Regions from separate parts of the Mus musculus genome. Here regions 1, 2 and 4 are each linked to region 3. A link is a loop called in an ENCODE intact Hi-C map of the cell type or tissue named here. Cell type or tissue: heart. All regions are shown on one strand.

What was found. Peaks named below come from ENCODE experiments on the same cell type or tissue, not always from the same donor. Only the 100,000 strongest peaks of a DNase experiment are listed, where the experiment ranks them.
Region 1: it touches region 3 in a loop (2.8-fold over the local background); 6 of 42 quality-filtered maps call a loop at or near these places.
Region 2: a loop joins it to region 3, with 2.8 times the contacts of the local background. A loop is called at or near these places in 4 of 42 quality-filtered maps.
Region 4: a loop joins it to region 3, with 2.7 times the contacts of the local background. A loop is called at or near these places in 2 of 42 quality-filtered maps.

The regions. Positions count from the first base shown.
Region 1 is chr5:73,991,069-73,996,068 of GRCm38, reverse strand. No RefSeq gene overlaps it. Among named protein-coding and RNA genes, the nearest start is that of Usp46os1, 20 kb to the left of the region's middle. In heart, a CTCF peak has its summit at 2,355 (motif pointing left); no DNase peak of the experiment used is centred here; H3K27ac peaks cover 543 bases.
Region 2 is chr5:74,086,867-74,091,866 of GRCm38, reverse strand. No RefSeq gene overlaps it. Among named protein-coding and RNA genes, the nearest start is that of Dancr, 3.7 kb to the left of the region's middle. In heart, a CTCF peak has its summit at 2,414 (motif pointing right); no DNase peak of the experiment used is centred here.
Region 3 is chr5:73,851,497-73,856,496 of GRCm38, reverse strand. No RefSeq gene overlaps it. Among named protein-coding and RNA genes, the nearest start is that of Gm34960, 49 kb to the right of the region's middle. In heart, a CTCF peak has its summit at 2,308 (motif pointing left); a DNase peak (open chromatin) is centred at 2,266; H3K4me3 peaks cover 521 bases; H3K27ac peaks cover 658 bases; H3K27me3 peaks cover 372 bases.
Region 4 is chr5:74,173,469-74,178,468 of GRCm38, reverse strand. No RefSeq gene overlaps it. Among named protein-coding and RNA genes, the nearest start is that of Gm32002, 14 kb to the right of the region's middle. In heart, a CTCF peak has its summit at 2,692; a DNase peak (open chromatin) is centred at 2,718; H3K4me3 peaks cover 297 bases; H3K27ac peaks cover 2,932 bases.

The DNA of each region.
Region 1 (5,000 bases), 140 kb before region 3:
CCAACAATTAAAACCACCATGTCTACATATTCAGCCAATCACATTCTAGAGGCTATCGTAATGGTTCTTGCTGGAGAGAATCCATGTGCCAACCAACTAAAAATGACCACCAGAAGAATTGAAGGATGGATGGGGCCAAGTGGAGGCATGCGGAATGCTTGGACTATACATAGTAGAGTTCATTCTCCAGCTGTGTGTGGAGAGTGTGTATGGTATGTGTGTGTGTGTGAGAGAGAGAGAGGGAGAGAGAGAGCGCGCCTGGTTGGACTCAGAAGACTTTGCTTTGGATGTTTACTCAAAAGGTGGGATTTTAGTAGACACATCTGTGAAGCCTATGATGGCTCTGAAGAAGGAACATTCTGAAGAACCTGTCCTGGGGTGAGGGCCTGTGTAGATAGCAGGAGAATAAAGGCATAGGTTTGGAGAAGGATTTGGGAATAAGTTAAGACTCATTAAGGCTTAGCTTCTAGCCTTGGGGAACCCTGCCACAATTTGGCTATGGTGCCCACACCTTTAAGAGACCAGGATCAAACTCTGATCCTATGCATCATAGGCTGTTACTGCACTACTGAGCTAGATCCCATCCCTGTCCTGAAAAGTCATACGGGACCCAGGATACAGATACTTAAAGGCCATAAAACACAGCTGTAAAGTGACAAAATGATGTGACAGTTAAGCCATTCAAAGAAGTCAAGCCCTAAGAATCTCTGGCATCTGCACACACACCACACATTCACACACACACATACCATATACACATATCTCACACATATATACACACACCACACATTCACACATACATGTCATATACACACATGTACACACACCACACATTCACACACATGCCATACACACCACACACACACACACCATATACACATACACACCACATATACACACCACACAATCACACATACACATACCACATATACACCACACAAACATAGCCCCCACACCACATATACACCCCCACACCATATATACACCCCCACACCCCACACACACCACATATATACACCACACACATACCACATACACCTCACACCACATATACACACCCCCACCCCCACATATACACCCCCCACACACACACCTCACACCAAATATACACACCACACACACCCCACATATACACCCATCCCCAGCCCCCACATATACACCACACACACACACACACACACACACACACACACACACACACACACACACACACTTCTGTGTGGATCAGCAGCAATTCTCCATGTGGAGACGAACTCTAACATGCAGAGACCTTTCTTATGAGAACTAGGCAGAAAGACTACACAGGCCAGTAAGGGAAGATCTTTTGAGACAGACAGGAGCTAGCCTGAGAAAGCTTCTCTTTGGATGTTGACAGGAGCTGGCCTGCTGCTCAGAGCTAAGCCATGGGTCTCCTTGCCTGCCACAAGCAATCTCACAGAACAGCAGCCTTGGACGAGGTCATGCTGTGACTATGAGGAAGTCAGACAAGAAACATGTCTACTTCATAATTTTCTCTAGATGCAGGCAAGAACAAGGTCGAGGTGTAAATGGTAAAATGCTAGCTAGCGTTGCTCCCGGAGTCTGAGTGAGGAGGGATGCTGTTTTACCAATTCTCACTCTGTCTCCTCTTGCATCTGACCCAGATATCAAGATATACAGAGAACCACTCCACTTCCTAATGGTGCGGGATCCTGAAAAGCTATTGTTGTCCTCCTCCACAGTCCCAGCCGGAGGCTCGGGCTGTTTGAGCTCCAAGACCCCTTTAGTAGATGCCCAGGGTTCTGCATAACGCATGGCCCCAGCTGCAGCTGCACTGGACTCAGCTTAATACCGTAATTGTGTGGGTAGTCTAGCGAAAGGAGATGTAAGTCACGTTCTGAGCCTTGCTGGTCTAAGAGCGGGAAGGAAAAAAATGACCGCAGAATAGAGCGATTTTCTCTGAGGGGTCGGTTGCATTGGTCTGTATGCCAAGTCTTCCAACTTCGAGTAAACAATGACTTTAGGCTTCTCTCCCTTATCAAAAGAGCAGAGTTATAGAAGTTTCTGGAAAGCACATTGGCTTGAGCCTCTTGAAGTCCCTGTGGCTCAGCTGTGTCTCCAGAGCCTTTGAATTTGCTGAAGCACCAGAATCCCCAACTTGAGGGTGAACCCTGAAGCGGGACTTGAGAGCCTTCCCAACGGAAGTCCAGAAAGCCCACTCAGCCTTAATTGAGATGGTCCTAGTCTCTCTGGATGTTATTATGTACACTCAAAAGTTTTCCACAACCCTAAGCTTAGACTTAGACCAAGTACACGCCCTGGGTGTAGAGTTGACCCAGGACACAATAGTAGAGTGTGGTGCCCTCTAGTGAGAATGGCCTAAAACACCCCCTGGAGCTTTCTCAGAAGAGCTCAGTGGCACAGTTTTCTACTAAACAAAACCCTAAACTAGAACATCAAACCAAGAGCTGCTGTTGTGAAAGCAAGCCAAAGGTGAAGTCAGAGCACTCTCATCTTTCTGCAGAATAAAGCAAGAGGCCCTTTCGGAGAAAGTGGGCTCTTGAAGTCAGTGACCTGCTTGTCTCTCAAATCTTGTGTCTCAAAAAGCGGTTGAGCGAAACACATGCATGATCCTGATGGGTCTGCATTAAGGGACCTGAGAGAGACATTGATGCCACTCTCATTGAACATGTTAATGCTACAAAGAAAAACCTCCTGATGGGGGAAGGAGGGGAGGAAGGAAGGAGAGAACATATGAAATGGATGGAAGGGCTTACATCAAAGACCAAGGAGCCACCCTCCTATTTTAGGGAGTGTTGACAAACAGCCCAAAGTAAGCATGTAAGGGGACATAGCACAACTTCAATCCTAGTGTCCTGCCCAAGGCCAATAGCTGGCTTTTACTGATCGACATTTGACTCAATGCTTAACAACCTATGGAGCTTGGCTGACAAAAATTACAAGATGAGCCGGTGTGATTGCTTACGGGGTAGAAGTGCTTACCTCCCAGCCTTGCAACCCTAGTTAGATCCCCAGGACCCATACGATAGGAGAGAACTGACTGTTCTGAGTTGTCTTCTGCCCTCCACACATGCACACACACATGCGAATACAGACACATAAACATGCACATGCACACAGATGCATACATGTGTGCACACACACATGGGTACATACATGGGACACAAGTACACACACGTAGACATGCACACACATGTATGCATACATATGTACACAGACATGAGTACACACACATAAACATGCACATGCACACAGATGCATACATGTGCGCATACACACACATGGGTACACACATTGAACACACATAGACATGGACCTGTGCACTGATGCACACACACTTTCGTAAAACGGTACAGAAGCACCTATTTGCTGTTGAAGAATTTCTGGCAAGTTGGTGCGCACTTTGGAACCGTCCTAGATTATTTTTTGCCAGAGATGTTTGTCGTTGCATCTGCTGACGCCCAAGTCTAAACCATGTAAAAAGATGCTGACTACATGAGCCTCCTAAGTCCAGGAGCAGACACAGTGAGGGAGTGAGGCATCGGACAAGAAGTCTGCTGTGACATTCTGGGAAGAGGAACTGTGAAGAAGCAAACAGTGGAAGTGTGAGAATCGCCACTAAAGAAGACTTGCGAAGCCGAGCTGAAGGGATGCGGAGAAAGAACTCGCTCTTCTTCCGAAGCGTGACTACTGAGTGGCTTTTGTCACATTGAACACTCAGTGGAAGCAGCCTCATGGAATTTATCTTAGAAAGAAACTTCAGGGAAGGCAGACATATTTTATGTCTAAGAAAACTTTCTTATTATGGGAGAATTAAAAACGCAGACTCTCATTGAACAAAAGAGCAGACTATGGAAGGAGGCTGGACCCACAGTTACTGAAGCTCCTGTTAGGGTCAGAGCCATGCTCTGAAAGATTCAACAAGCTCTGCTCCAACATCAGTTCCCACCATGTTCGTAAAAGAGCTGAGAGTGAAAAGGAGAGAAAGGGGACTTACTCATGTGTGGCTAGACCTGGAAAAAGAACAAAGAAAGGAGTCTAGTGACCCCCAAGTCTCCCTCCCAGCATGCTGAGTTAATGGGTATGCTTAATGTATGCAGGAGGCATGCGTACACAGGCAGTCATAGTCCAAATGAGGTCCTGCCATCATTGTCTTAGCCCTGCTAAGCTGTCAGAGCTGTGTGAGGTTCTAAGGACATGACTTCCCCCTGGGCTTGGGACTTCAGCCATTCTTTTTCCCCAGCACAGGGCTCCTGGCGGCGGGGGATGGAATTTAGTTCCTTGGTCCATTTTTTTCCCCCAATAGTCTGAGAGCATACGTGCTTCTCCCCTATCGTCCATCCTGCTAGGAAGTTATAGCAGCACACAGGAGCACAGGCCTACCTTCCTGCACAATGAAAAGATGATCAGAGAGGACTGGAAAGTCACCCGATATTGAGCCTCAACTCCTCAGGCTTCACCAGCCCTGTTCAGATGAACGCAGGAGGTGTGAACGTGATCCAAACGACAGGCAGCTCTAGAGGGCGGACCACTTGATCTCTCATCTCTCCTAAGCTCTGCTGCAGTGAATGGAAGTGGTGATGTACATTGGAAAAATTAAAATGAAAATAGTTATGAATATGGTTCTTACATATGTTTGTATAAGTGGGACACTTTTGCATAAAACAGGTCCTTCTTTTAGGTCTGTTAACTTTGCCATTACCCCTTACTTTTCTGAAAATTTTTTCAAAAGGATGGGCCACACAACTGGACAATGTGCAGAGAGTGAGACCTTGGGACACTTCATCTGACCCCTCCCTTCAGGGCTCAGGGAACCCTGTGGAAAAGGAGGAGGAAACATTGTAAGAGCTCGTGAGGCTGGGTGAAGTGGAAATTTCTGGACTCTTTAACAACTCAGCTGTGTCATGTGATGTTTTTCCTGGACACTGTCTTGTGAGGGGGCATCTGATGGTTTGCTGAAAACAGACACTTAAGAGGGCAAGTAATGGTGAGAAGGAATA
Region 2 (5,000 bases), 240 kb before region 3:
TTTGAATAAGGACTCTAAGTCTATTCATCATGCTCGCCTGTGTTTCTTTACAGCCACTTTTAGTCTAGATAAAAAAAATGATGACCTGCTTTGTCAACTTGCTTTGACTTTTTAGATAACTTTTTGAGATTGAACCCAAGTGTTATAGGTCACCCTTTTAAGTGTACAAATCGGTGTTTTTAAATATTCCTCAAGGTTTTATAATCATCTCCATTGTCTACTCCCAGATCATTTTGCAGTCAGCGTCTTATTGGAAAAAGAAGCCCCATGGGGCTGGAGAGATGGCTCAGCAGTTAAGAGCACTTGCTTCTCTTGCGGTTCCTCGCACCCACTACCTGCAACGCCAGGCTCCAGCTCCACAGTCCCCTTTGGACAACAACAAGTTCACACAAACACACACACATAACAGTAAATAATAATACATTTTTTTTTTAAATTGGAAACCGTCTCTTCTAGATTTTTTGTAGGCATGGAATCACACATGTGACCTTTTTTGTTGTTGTTATTTTGAGATAGGGTTTCTCTGTGTAATCCTGACTGTCCTGAAACTTGCTTTTTAGACCAGGCTGTCCTTGAACTCACAGAGATCCTTCTGCCTTGGCCTCCTGAGTGCTGAGATTAAAGGCGTGCCCCCACCACTGCCAGGTCATACTTGGTTCTTTTAAAACTAGATTTTCTTCATTTGAAACTTGCTTTTAAGCTTTTTTCATGTTGTGTCATGCAACATGTCTTATAAGGAACAGCAATCTGTTTAGCCATTCTTCCGACTTTGTGTAGTCTGTTATCTGGATCCTGTAGTCCTGGGTAACTTTGAATCCCTCGAATGTAGCCACAGCTAGCCTTGACCCCCTGATCTTCCTGCTTGCAGGGATTACAGGCAGACACAGACAACCACACTCTAGTTTTTAACTCTAGAGACCAGACCATTCCTCAGAAGTTTGCCTCTTATAGGGTTTGACTGATTATTTATTTATTTATGCTGTTATTATTTTTGTTTTTCACATAAACTTGAGAGAAATGTCATGTTCTTGAAGGTTTGACTGTTAAACTTTAGTGCAAGAAATGAATCCCCTGGTCTACTTGCTAGAGGTCCAGAGTTCCAGGCTGCCGGGCGGTGGTGGCGCACGCCTTTAATCCCAGCACTTGGGAGGCAGAGACAGGTGGATTTCTGAGTTCGAGGCCAGCCTGGTCTACAAAGTGAGTTCCAGGACAGCCAAGACTACAGAGAAACCCTGTCTCGAAAAACCAAAAACAATGCCGGGCATGGTGGCGCACGCCTTTAATCCCAGTACTTGGGAGGCAGAGGCAGGCAGATTTCTGAGTTCAAGGCTAGCCTGGTCTACAGAGTGAGTTCCAGGACAGCCAGGGCTATACAGAGAAACCCTGTCTCAAAAAAACAAAAACACAAAAACAAAAACAAAACAAACAAACAAACAAAAAAAACCAAACAGAGTTCCAGACCATATTACCAGACAGTGGTTAAACAGGAAAAAAAAAAAAGATTTATTTTTATTTTTTATGTGGGGGCATTTTGCCTGCTTGTCAGTCTGTGTACCATGAGTGTGCCTGATGGCCAGGAGGCCAGAGAGGGTATCAGATTACCAGATGGCTGCTGGGTGGCACCTTGGGTTTTCTAGAAGAGCAAACAGTACTCTTAAGTGCTGAGCCATTTCTCAAGTCCTGGAGAGTGACTTTAAATGCTCTCTGGGGGAGCCTGGTACTCTGCATCTTTAACACACCAGTTGCTCGGTTCTCAAATACTGAACATAGTTTGGACACTTATAAAAACACTATTTAAAAAAATTCCTAAGTGTCCCTAAATTTTGACTCTAGCAGAACTTAGCATTACATAGGAAATGCCAAACAAACATCTGTCCGGTCTCTAATACTTTTAAAACATAAATTTGCGAATACCACTTTTAGAATTACTACAAAAGGGCCTAAGCTCGGAGGTAAAGCTGGGCTTTGAAAGAATGCTGGCCAGGAGAATTCTGTGTGGTGTTTATTAACCTCCCTGCTCTGAGCCAAGTTAGCTTTATAGGTGATGAAAGCCAGAGGGCCTCTAATAACTAATCTATTGTACATGTCTTTTAGCATTGACCTCTATATTTACAAATGCAGTCTGATTAGTTAGATAAGGGAAATTGATTTTATTGGGAAGGGGGAGAGCTACAGTGGACTTGTGGGTGTCAGACAGGGCAACTCTGGGGAGTTGGCTCTCCTCTTCCACTTTGGGGTTCAGGGACCTAAGTCGGCTCACCAGGCTTGGCTATAAAAGCGTGTGCTTGCTAACTAGGCCTTTCTCTCCAGCGCAACTGTGAGGAACCTGAAATACTGACTCTGATACCACTTTGGTTTTGTTCTTGTTTTGATTTTTAGGTTTATTTATTTATTTATTTATTTAGTATATAGCAGGCCAGAAGAGGGCACCAAATCTGATTATAGGTGGTTCTTTTAGGGGGCTGTAGTGGGTTGAATGAGAATGGCTGCCATAGACCCTTGTTTGAATGCTTGATCACCAGTTGGTAGAACTGTTTGGGAAGGATTAGGAGGTGTGGCCTTGTTGGAGGAGGTGTGTCACTGAGGGCTTTGTGGTTTTGAGGTCCCAGAAGCCCACAAAATTCCCCTGGACTGTTTCTTTGCCTTGTGCTTGTTGTCTCAACACTAGCTTTCAGTTATTTCTCCAGTGTCATGCATGTGTACTTACCGGCAAGCTGCCTTCCATGACGGCTGAACCGTGAGCTTCCAAATTAAATGCTTTCTTTTATAAGTTGCATTGGCCATGGTGTCTTGTTGCAGCCATAGAAAAGTAACTAAGACAGGATCTTTAAGAAAACAAGATATGAAAATTCTTGCTAGTGTATGCAATGGTGTCAGCATTTGGGGGCTGATTATGAGATGGATCCCTGGGTATGGCAGTCTCTAGATGGTCCATCCTTTCGTCTCAGCTCCAAACTGTGTCTCTGTAACTCCTTCCATGGGTGTTTTGTTCCCAATTCTAAGAAGGGGCAAAGTGTCCACACTTTGGTCTTTGTTCTTCTTGAGTTTCATGTGTTTTGCAAATCGTATCTTATATCTTGGGTATTATAAGTTTCTGAGCTAATATCCACTTAACAGTGAGTATATATCATGTGAGTTCTTTTGTGATTGGGTTACCTCAGTCAGGATGATGCCCTCCAGATCATCCATTTGCCTAGGAATTTCATAAATTCATTCTTTTTAATAACTGAGTAGTACTCCATTGTGTAAATGTACCACATTATCTGTGTCCATTCCTCTGTTGAGGGGCATCTGGGTTCTTTCCAGCTTCTGGCTATTATAAATAAGGCTGCTATGAACATAGTGGAGCATGTGTCCTTGTTACTGGTTGGAACATCTTCTGGATATATGCCGGGACACCATTGCATACACTAGCAAGATTTTGCTGAAAGGACCCTGATATAGCTGTCTCTTGTGAGGCTATGCCGGGGCCTAGCAAAACACAGAAGTGGATGCTCACAGTCAGCTATTGGATGGATCACAGGGCCCCCAATGGAGGAGCTAGAAAAAGTACCCAAGGAGCTAAAGGGATCTGCAACCCTATAGATGGAACAACAATATGAATTAACCAGTACCCCCGGAGCTCGTGTCTCTAGCTGCATATGTATCAGAAGATGGCCTAGTCGGTCATTAGTGGAAAGAGAGGCCCATTGGTCTTGCAAACTTTATCTGCCTCAGTACAGGGGAACGCCAGGGCCAAGAAGTGGGAGTGGGTAGGTAGGGGAGTGGGGGGGGGGTATGGGGGACTTTTGGGATAGCATTGGAAATGTAAATGAAGAAAATACCTAATAAAAAATAATAATAATAATAAAAAAAAGAAAATAAGACATGGATCCTAGGAAAAAGGAAAATAACAACAACTGTCTGAAGGAGGTTTATACCAAGTCCCTGAAAGGGAATCGCTAATCCTAAGCAATGACTTCCATTCCTCCTTGGCTCTCCTGACCTCATTAGCCTGATGTGGATGGAGAGTGGGGTTATGCAGTAGTATAACTAAAACAGCTTCTAATCTTTGAAAACGCCATGCATCCCTCTAAGTAAGAGAATATAACAAGCCTCAGCAAATATCAATATTTTTGCCAATTCTGTTTCATCTGGTACCCACCTCATCTTCACTCCAGTTTTTGCAAAACTCCCTGAATTTGAAGATCTCAGTTGTCTTTAATTTTTTCCTTTAGTTTTGAGTTTCATACATGTATATAGTAAAATACTATATTTATTGCTATTGTCCCTTCTAATTTCCCCGCAACAGCCTCAAGAAGTTCTTCCAACTTCATGTCTAAAAAACAAAACAAACCAACCAAACAAACAAACAGACTTCACTAAGAGCAATTAGTGTTGTCCACGGGTGTGGGGCCATCGGCTGCAGCATGAGAATCCTACCAGTGGGCATATCCCTCTCTAAGCACTGTCATTGGCCAAAGATTCCTCAGAAGGGGTGGGGCCTGGAGAGCACCTACCTATCGCCTCTATTTGGGGATTCAAATTTGTCTTTTATAGTGACTTTCTTTGAGCTAAAATATAAACTAAAAGCCAGACATGGTGGTGCATGCCTTTAATCCCAGTACTTGGGAAGTAGAGGCAGGTGGATTGCTATGAGTTTGAAGACCGTCTGGTCTACGTTGGGAGTTCCAGGCCAGCCAGGGCTATACATAGTGAGATCCTGCCTCAAAACAATAAGAGAGGGGGAAGAGAGGGGGAGTGAAAAGACGAGAAAGGGGAGGGAGAGAGAGAAGGAGAAGGGAGAGGAGGGAGAGGAGAGGGACAGGGAGAAACTCTAAACAAGACAGTATAGCATCTGGTATGCGCGCGCTTAAGTCTCTTATAGCATCTGTCTGTCCTTATTCAGTTCCTGATCTGTTATGGAAATTGGATGGTCCTGCAAAATGACCTTTGACCCATACTTGTTTTACAGTTTCTTCTGCTATTTCTTTGTTGATCATGTTTTCCTATTTCCTAGC
Region 3 (5,000 bases):
CATGGTAGTGTGCAGATAGACATGGTGCTGGAGGAGCGAGAGTTCTATACCCAGATCTGCTGGCCCCCAAAGCTTACATCCAGCAACATACTTCGTCTAACTAGGCCACACCTACTCCATCAAGGCCACACCCCCTAATTCTTGTCAAGTAACACCACTCCCTAAGGACCAAGCAATCAAATATGTGAGCCTATGAGGATCGCCACAGTTATGAAGCCATCTCAACATGGTGCCTGGGTGTCTGCTGACTGGATGAGGAGCTGTAAGTGAATACAGTCTGATGCCAATCAGAAAGTGCAAATTCCATGGCTAAACACCGACCAAACACACTTTATTGAGAGTCCCAGGTCAACAGGTGTTTGCTGCTGCAGTGGAGTGTTTTTATAGCTTTGTGGACTCGTCAGGAAATAGGAGGGCCCTTCTTTAGGACACTGGTTTGTGTCTGCTTGGGTTTTGTCCATGTAGCTATAGAGGTTAACAATTACCTGAGCTATGATGGCCTCCCCAAAAGAGGATAAAATTTATTAAACATCTGAATGCAAAGAAAAATGACCTTGAGCCTGGTGAGGTCAGAGTTTAATCCCGGCACTTACAAGGCAGAAGCAGACAGATTTCCACAAGTTCAAGACTAGCCAGGTCTACACAGTGAGTTGCACGCCAGCCAGAGTTTCAGAGTGATGTAATGAATGCCACCCCTCACCCAAAAGCTTTGATTAAGCCAAAAAAGATTGTTACCAATGTAAAACCAAAATACCAAAACTCCGTTCAGAAGCTTTTTCAGAGTCATAATACAGACCTCACACTAATAACCATTTGCACGCCAAGAAAAAAAAAAAAACAGAGTGACATTTGCAGTTATCTAACCCGACCGATCTGGTGTGGAAGCTGACTTTATATCCTGAGCAAATCTGTATCCGATTCAAAGTGAGGTGCACTGGAAACAGTAAATATGCAAATATTCTACAACAAGCCTGTACTGCAACTTTCTTGATGTCCCTGACCCTGCCTCTCCCACTAGGATTTGTGAAGTTGGTACCAGATTTCTAAAAGAAAGCCTCGATACAGTCGGGACTGGCCCTGTCATTGTAGGCTGAGGAGTCACTGGCCGGCTCTAAAGCCTGTTTCTCTCCAGCCATGCTACAACCACCTGTGAAAGACCTAGCGCTGTCCATGATTGCTAAGACAGTTTCAAAGTCGAGCACACTGCACTTTTAAGTACATCTCACTTGAGAGAAGACTTATAGCAACTTATAAGTAAAAAATTTATCTATTGTGTTTCAAGAGTTGGCGGGACGCCTGGAAAACTCCGGGAGGTCTGAGTAAACCCCGTGGGACTTCCCGGGAGCCGGAGAGAGGAGCTTCCAGCTCCATCTGGACCACAGTTGCATCTCAGCGTCCCCAGGTGTATCATTTCCCATCCACCCCAGATCCCTATTAAATACATTATTTTACCGATGAGAAAGCCAAAGCTTGGGGAGACTGAAGGAAGAAATCCTAGTGGAAATCTGAGTGCAACAAACACACTGTGGCTTTATTCCATAGTGCGACAACTATTCAAAATCGGAACGGGACTGGCGCCATCCCCTAGCTGCTTCCACACTCACGCCTAGCCGAAATGCTCAGGCCATCACAGGATCCTCAAAGCTATGCCAGGACTTCTAATTTCACCATTTAACTCCAGGACGCCATAGAAACATTTGGCAACAAACCCATCCGTTTCCTGATTAAGTTTTCTTTAGCTCGGAAAATCCTGCATTAAGGCTCAGATTTTCACGCATCACAAGGATTCTAGAGACATGTGAGACTCTGTCTACGACCACTCCCCTCCGGACCCAGTATTTTACATATGGCCTGGTCTGATCAGCTGAGTCCAGAGAGGTACAGTGCTGGATGCCAGGCACCCCAGATGCCCGGGTACCTCTAGCTTCTGAGACTCATGCTTCCCACTCATAGCAGAATAACTTCAGGTCACCGAATTTTATTCAAAGAGAACTACATTCGGTTGTCTCATTTACGGAGCTATTTCTCAATGCGGTGGATGCCACCGAAGAGAGCCAGGTTTTCGTTAAGGATTCCACAGGGCGGCTTCTTCAGTGAAACTCAAGTCTGGCTATTGTCTTCAGTAAATCTTGCTCCAGCAAGGCCTGCATCCACTTATCTTTGTGAATTGAGATTCTGTGGCTTGGATTCGGTTCCTACTCCTCCACCGGCCTCTCCCCACTTCATACTCTTCTAAGCCAAACAAGGATGGGGGCTGGGGAAGCCCAGTTCAGCGTTGTATTCTTTGTCTCTTGCTGCCCCCTGCTGTTCAAGACAGGGTAGGCTAAGCAGACTGGCAGCGAGCTCCAGGAACCTGCCTGTCTTTGCTTCCCTGGTACCATGGAAAGACGGTGTCACCACACCCATATGTATGTATACGCCGCTGGATGGAACTTGGGTCCTGATGTTGTGGCGAGCATTTTCCAAACGGCGCTGGTTCCCTGGCTTCTCCATTTTTCCTCTCAACATGGAAATGAAAGGATAGCTCCCGAGCAGTGGCTCTGTGAGGGAGAAACAAAGTGTCTGGCAGCAAAAGCTATAGGATTTTCTTATGAAGCACTCTCATTCCATTAGTTTTTTTTTTTTTTTAAATAAGGAAACAAAATCGTGTTACTTAATATCCATTTCTATTGAGCCAGTTAGTCCATCTAAACACACACAAGAGTCCAGACATGCACTTTGGAGTTATGGGAGAGATTTACTATGACGTTATGTTCCCATTAAACCCATCAGAAGGTGGAACCAGATGCCAAGAAAGTATTGACTGCACAGGCAAAACCCTCCAACGAGTTCCTCCCGGTTCACCTTGAATATGTCCTGAACACTCACATAATTCACATAATTTGGCAAAACCCATTGTAACACAAAGCCTATTTGTTAATAAAGTCCCGACTAACCCATGCCATTTCTCCAGCTCTCCAGGGAAAGGTGCCACAAAACGTCCCATTGGAGAAAGAAGAGAGTAAGCAGGTAGAATCACACTGCAGTTTGGCTTTGCTGCACCGTATACATACAGTGGACTAGAGGCCAACTGAACGACAGTCAAACTCTGGTGGGCAGGGGGACAGAACAGCATCATGAGGATCACACATAGGTCAGGAGCTCTTCACATGCACACTTCAAGAGGCACAGGGACTAAAACTCGAGTCCTCACCTGAATGAAGGTCGTCACAACCTCTGAGTACCTGGCCACTTAATTCCTTCACCCACCAGAATGAGAGTCTCAGGAGAGCAGACACTTGCTGCCCAGTTTACCATGTACTCACTCTGGATCGGCACAAATCCAGACGTGTTCAAGGTAAGGTCTTCCTGTCTCCGATCAGCAACCACTGATATTCATTTCAACCACTGATGTTCATTTCCCAGGCAGCAGCCAGACCATCTTTCTAAAACTCGAATCTGATCATGACTGTTGCCTATTTGGAAGCCCTCCAATGACTCCTCCTCAGTTGTCCTGGCAAAGCCCAAACCCCTAAAATAAGCCAATAAGGGATGGTGTGCATTTCAGCCACACCAAGGCCTTTTGGCATTCCTAAGGGTCATGTGTCAGGTGTCCCAGCATCCACACCTGTTCCCTGACTGGAATCCCTTTCCCTCTTCCCTAAATTGTGGTGACACCCGCAGGACCCAGCTCAGGGATGCCTCCCACTGGGCTGAAGTAAAACTGAAGTAAGAGGTAAAGCTATCTTCCTGGGCCTCCAAGTTGTAGGGTCTTAGTTTATTGGTGCTAAGGATGATTATCGTGAGCCATTACTTCTGAACCTGTGTTTTGCTTTCTTCTTCCTAAGCTCCTACAACCTCCTCTATTTCTTTAGGCATTTACTACACAAGATATGGTGCACACACCATTAGGATTTCTATGCCTGTTGGTCTCTTAATGGGACCTTTATGGAAGGCAATTGGATGTTCATTACTGTGTTCCTTTAAGAATAAAAAACAAGTGCCAGGCGTGGTGACGCACACCTTTAATCCCAGCACTCAGGAGGCAGAGGCAGGCGGATTTCTGAGTTCGAGGCCAGCCTGGTCTACAGAGTGAGTTCCAGGACAGCCAGGGCTACACAGAGGAACCCTGTCTCGAAAAACCAAAACAAGAAAAAAAAAGAATAAAAACATGAGCATATCATAAAAATTAGATATAGCATTCTTCTTTTAAACCTGTGTGTGTGTGTGAGAGAGAGAGAGAGAGAGAGAGAGAGAGAGAGAGAGGAGAGAGGAGAGAGGAGAGAGGAGAAAGGAGAGAGGAGAAAGGGAAGGAGAGAGGAGAGAGAGAGAGACTCTTAGGAGAGAGGAGAGAGGAGAGAAAGAGAGAGAGAGAGAGAGAGAGAGAAAGAGAGAGAGAGAGAGAGAGAGAGAGAGAGAGGAGAGAGGAGAGAGGAGAGAGGAGAAAGGAGAGAGGAGAAATGAGAGGAGAGAGAGAGAGACTCTTAGGAGAGAGGAGAGAGGAGAGAGAGAGAGAGAGAGAGAGAGAGAGAGAGAGAGAGAGAGAGACCCTTTTCCCCAGGATAACAAACAGGGTTTCAGATGACCCAAGACTACTAATAAAAATGATGTCATTCCAGGCTCATCTTTGGGGAGATAGATCAACTTTAATTGAGGTGAATCAAAGGTTATATAGTCCTGGGGAAGCAGGTAGGACTATCCAGGGTGGGCAAAGCTCATTGGTTGAAGGCTGAGGTGCTGAGATGCCTCATTAGCATGAGGAGGCACTCTAGGAATTCCAGGCGCTCCCTGAATGGGTTCTTATCTGGAGAAAGGAAGCTGAATCTGTAAGCAAGCGCCCCAGGCAAGGTCAGAGAAGGAGAAGCCCTGTTGACAGAGGGGGTCTGCCATTTTGCACTGAATATGTGTGGTGTGTGGTGTATGTATATATATGTGTGTGTAATGTGTATGTATATGTGTGTGTCTCTGTGTGTGTATGATGTATATGTATATGTGTGTGATGTGTATGTATATGTGTGTAT
Region 4 (5,000 bases), 320 kb before region 3:
ATGCAAGAACATCAAGTACTTTTAACCTCTGATTCATCTTTCCAGCCCCTCATCAAACAAACTTTAAGATCAATATTTTATAATTGTTACCTCCATTATTCTCATGTCCAGTCACCCCCTCTACCACCCTGTCTTATCTTTGTCATTGGTGCCACCAAGACCACCATAACAGCTAAAACATTTGCCAACCAGCAAGGTGAATACCATTGACCAAATATCCACCACCAAAGAGCCCACCTTGGGCTGCCTGAGAAGTTACACAATGTTTCTGTCACTCAGAGGCTATGGTTGCCTTCATGAGTGGCAGTTATATCTACGGAGGCTTTATCACTGAAGGTTACCAAACTGTGTCACTCACAGGACCTTCATCTCTTTGAGCCTTTCCTGATGCTCAACATAATCTCTTGAAAGATATTCTTTGGCGTGCTTCTTAGCCAAGACCTTTACCCAGGTGTGTGCCTTTGATACTGCTGTCTTGAGACGGCCTTCATTATTCCACTCTAAGGCAGTGGTTCTCAACCCATACATAGGTCATGACCCTTTGGGGGGTTGCATATCAGATATCCTGCATATCATATATTTATATTACGATTCATCCCAGTACCAAAATTACAGTTATGAAGAGGCAATGAAATAATTTTACAGTTGGGCTTCACGACAGCATGAGGAACTGTGTATTAAAGGATCATGGCATTAGGAAAGTCAAGCGCCACTGATATATGGTTTTCTGTTCATCTACCTTGTGTGGCTTGGCATCTGTGACTACTTCTGTTTTGTCCTCAGTGACACAGAGCAACCACTTCCATCATTACAATCTCCACCGACTTTCTCAGCCACCTTGGAGTACATCAGTGATAAGTGCAGCGTCTCTGGAGCGCTTGGCATTGGTCACTTCCCATGCTTGATGCTGCTATGCGTTCCTAGTTGTTCACAATGGCGCCACAGCCTACAGCTGGTCACTTTCAAGCTCAAGGATCCATCCAGTGAGCAACCTTCCCAGTGAGCAAAAATCATTTGATTTCCACATCCAGAACAGACATGGTAAGGCGAAGCAAGGCAGAAGAGTCACTGTGAAGTGGTGACTTAAAGTCATAGAAGAGATAGGGTCTTGGTTATGAGACCAGTGGCTCTCTGGCTCTGGGGGACTGTGATCTGAGATCAAGATCCAGAGACCTGAAGATCCCTTCCCTTTGCTTGGCCTGGGGGAAGCGTCAGTGGAGGGAAAACTGTGAACACAAAGGACCACAGTTTGAGAGCCTGGCAAGGTGCTCGGTTCATAGCCAGGATTGCCCAGCCAGCCAGAGCTGGACAAACCATTCATTAATGTTAGACACAGCTTTGCACAACAAAAGTCTTGCGGTGGAAGACTCAGGCTGCGGTTAGGGTGTACACAATGTTGTCCTGACTCTGGCTCCATTTACATATAGCAGCTCAAAGTGTGGCTCCTAGTCTGGTAATGTTATCTAGAGCAAGTGTAACGCTAGTTGGATTGGCTCACACCTGTAATCACAGTGCTCAGAGAGCTACGGCAGGAGGATGGCGGGTCTAGATCAGACTGAGCTGAATAGCAAGATCCTATCTCAAAACAAAACGCAATTAAAAGTGTGCTTAACCTCTCTGGAGTTCAGCTTCTTGGTTTGAAGAATGGGGGTGGGGGTGGGGTGATTACAGCATTTCCTTCATGGGGCAAACGAGCAAACGGATGAAGATAAACACCGTGTATGCTATACTGATGTGATCATCGGCAGCTGCTCCTGCTGGTTTTGCTCAGGAATAGTACAGTGCTAGGTGTATGGTTGGCTCCCAAGAAATAGTTGTCAAATGGAAATTATTATCAGGCAGGTAGGTATTACACACACACACACACACACACACACACACACACACACACACACACAGAGAGAGGGAGAGAGAGAGAGAGCATAGAGTTCAAAGGGAAAAGTATGGGAGAGAGGCGAGGAATCAGAGGACAGCGAATTGGATCTGAATATGTTATCCATGTATAGATATTTTTAAAATACCTTTAAAGGTGGCAAAGTAAATAGCATCCTGAGGTTGTTTTCTGACCTCCACATGTATGCTGTGCATATATGTACCCCACACACACACACACACACATGCACACGCACACAGATGACTACAATTCCATACATTATCATTACTGTTGCAGCTACCTTGTGCACCCACACTCCACTGGAAGCCTACTCTGTGCAAGACCTGGAAAGAACCGGTTTGTTCAACTCACCTTCGTTTCCCACCAGCTAAGCTAGAGTGTACCTACTGAAGGGCAGCTAACAGAAGGACCAGTCCACACTGGCTCCTCAGAGCCTGTGGACTCCCAAGTGCTGCCACCTACATCAGACCAGACGCTGCTAATGGCTTTTGTTCATCTGCCAAATTCTTCTGCCTCCCTGACCTCCTCTGGGAAGAAAGCTCAGACATGACTGAGTCTTCTGGAAGCCAGAAGGTACCAGATGCTGGACGACTTGGAAGGCAAGCAAGGAGGTAGCAACCCAAGGGGACAGATCTCGGGGACTATGCACGGCCCCGGAGGTATTTTATTTGCTTTGTACCTTAGATGCCTCTGCCATTGCAGCCCTGGCCTTCAGTCTGCCTGCACTTCCTTTCCTCCAGAGACGTTGTTGCAGAGAGAGCTCACAGGAGTCAAAACAACAAGCCCGGTGATATGAAAACCATATGTAAACTTGGCAGGGCTGCCTTGTAGCCTAATGGGCCTCCCAGACATTGCAGGCCCACAGACACTGGCCTTTTGTGAGGCAGGAGACCTGCCTCCCCCTCCCTCGCTCCCATTCTGTGGAGACAAAATGAAAAAGGAAAGAGAGACAAGGAAGGCAGCCAGCTCTTTTCCCGACAGCCATGTGTTTCCGCGGCTTGGGGCTGAGTGACACTGGGCTCAGTGAGGGATAAGCATGCATCGGGCATTGGGTGTCTGTGGACAGCCTTGTTCCCAGGACCTTCATTTCTGTCGCTTGGTCTTCATGGCACGCCCATTTCAGAGACAAGGTCACTGAGGCTGATGGAGGTCTCGAGATGTTACTGATAACTGGTTTCTCCACCAGTGACGCATCAAATACAAGAGAATATAAATGATCCCTTTGATATTTGTCATTGCAAAGCTGCCTCCCAGGTAACCTTTGGATCATTTCAAACAAATTTAGTAACATTCAAAACTTTGCCTGCAGCTTGCTTTTTCCCATTATGTAGAGAGAAACTGAGATATAACTCTCTCCCTTTGTGACGTTGCTGCAATGATGGATAATATTCTAGGGTGCCATTGTTGTTCCTACCTGAAATTACTATACAGCTCAAGGCCCGCTGGGTGTGGAGGATGACTGTATTCCAGAATGATCATCACTGGGGGTGCTAAAAGATATCATTTTTTAGAATAGCTTAAAAAAGAAAAAGAGAAGCCAGATAAATGGTAGATAGGGCTTTGCAGTTATGGCGGCTTATCCTGTGTTTCCAAAGACTGGAATAAGCATGTTCGATAGGCAAATGCTCCTGCAAGCTGGCCTGTGTCTGTAACCTATGAATCACGACTCATCTTGGAATGGCTTCTAAAAAGACCCAAGGATACTTGAACGGCATATGCAAACTCAATAACCATTGGTGGGGTCAGCCCCCATGGGCTCAAGTGTGCTGGCATGAGCTCTTCTATGGACTACAGGGCTCCCATCTGGGCTCAGTCTGCTATGAGATGCTTCCTGAGCTGCGCCAGAGCTCTAAAGGCGCTGTCTGGTGATGATGTGGAGAGGGTGTGCGCTCTCACTTGCAGGGGGCTAGATGAAACCTTAGCATCCCTTAGATGAGCGAAAGCAGCAGCAAATGGGAGGAGGGCAGCCCAGGGGCAGGGAGCAAAGTCCCCTCATAGACGGTGGCAGTAGTCAATGAGTCACTTGGTACCCACACCTAATGGCTCTAGGAAAAAGCTGTGTCCCCAGGCATTGGTGAAGCACGACATTTTTATTATGTTTTGATTTATAATGTATCTTGTCAGTGTGGAGTAGGGTGTGACAGCCCCTTCCCAGTGTGGGAAATACATTTCCAGACCCTCAGTGCTGCACTATGGGGTAATACTATAATATATAGTATAGAATATATATGCTATAATGATATAGTAATATAGATCCCATATTTACTATGTTTTCCTATCTATATTTGTGTCCAGATAAAATCTAGTTTATAAATTATGTACAGTAAGAGATTAATGAAAACAGCTAACAATAAAATAGAAACGGTTATAACATGTTATGATAAATGTGGTAAAATGTATGAATTATTTATTTGGGGAGACTATTTTTCCATCTAACATTTTCAGACAAAAGTTGAAACGGAAACCATGGAAATGAAAACCCCAGCTGGGGGGAGCAACTGCATCTCACACATGCACTACTTTTTCAGAATAGGTTGTCTTTCAAATAGGCTGGCCAGATTCTGATCGATGTGCCGAGGGGGTGGGCTGCAGAGCACTTGGCGGGAGAGAGGTGGGAACAGAAAGATCTCTGTAACCAGTGTCCGGGCTCTCTAGCTCCTCCCACAGCCTTTGATTCCCATGATTTTGGTGCTCATTTTAAAATATGCAAATTAACCTTTACTTTAAGCCTCTTTGGTATGGTTTTGCCACCCTTGCTAGATATAGCCAGGCGCAGAGAGAAACCAAGTAGTAACCAGTCCCATCTCCAAGAGACGGGCGAAACAGAAACATCTCCACCCCGCTTTCCACGCCAGACTAAGGCCGCGCATTGTGTTGTCTAAATAGGCCCATGCTAAATAGTGTCCTCTCCAAAGTCAGCAGACCCATGCATGAAGGATGTCTCTGACCAAGCACCCACAAACCCCATAGCACTCTTCTTCGTTCAACGCAGTGCTAACCGCTCTGTGAACAGAGAGCTCCTCTCCAGAGGATGCAATTTAAGAGGAGGAATATCCAAACGTGATTTTTAAGAGAATGGAGCTGATCCAGGAACTGATAGCATTTC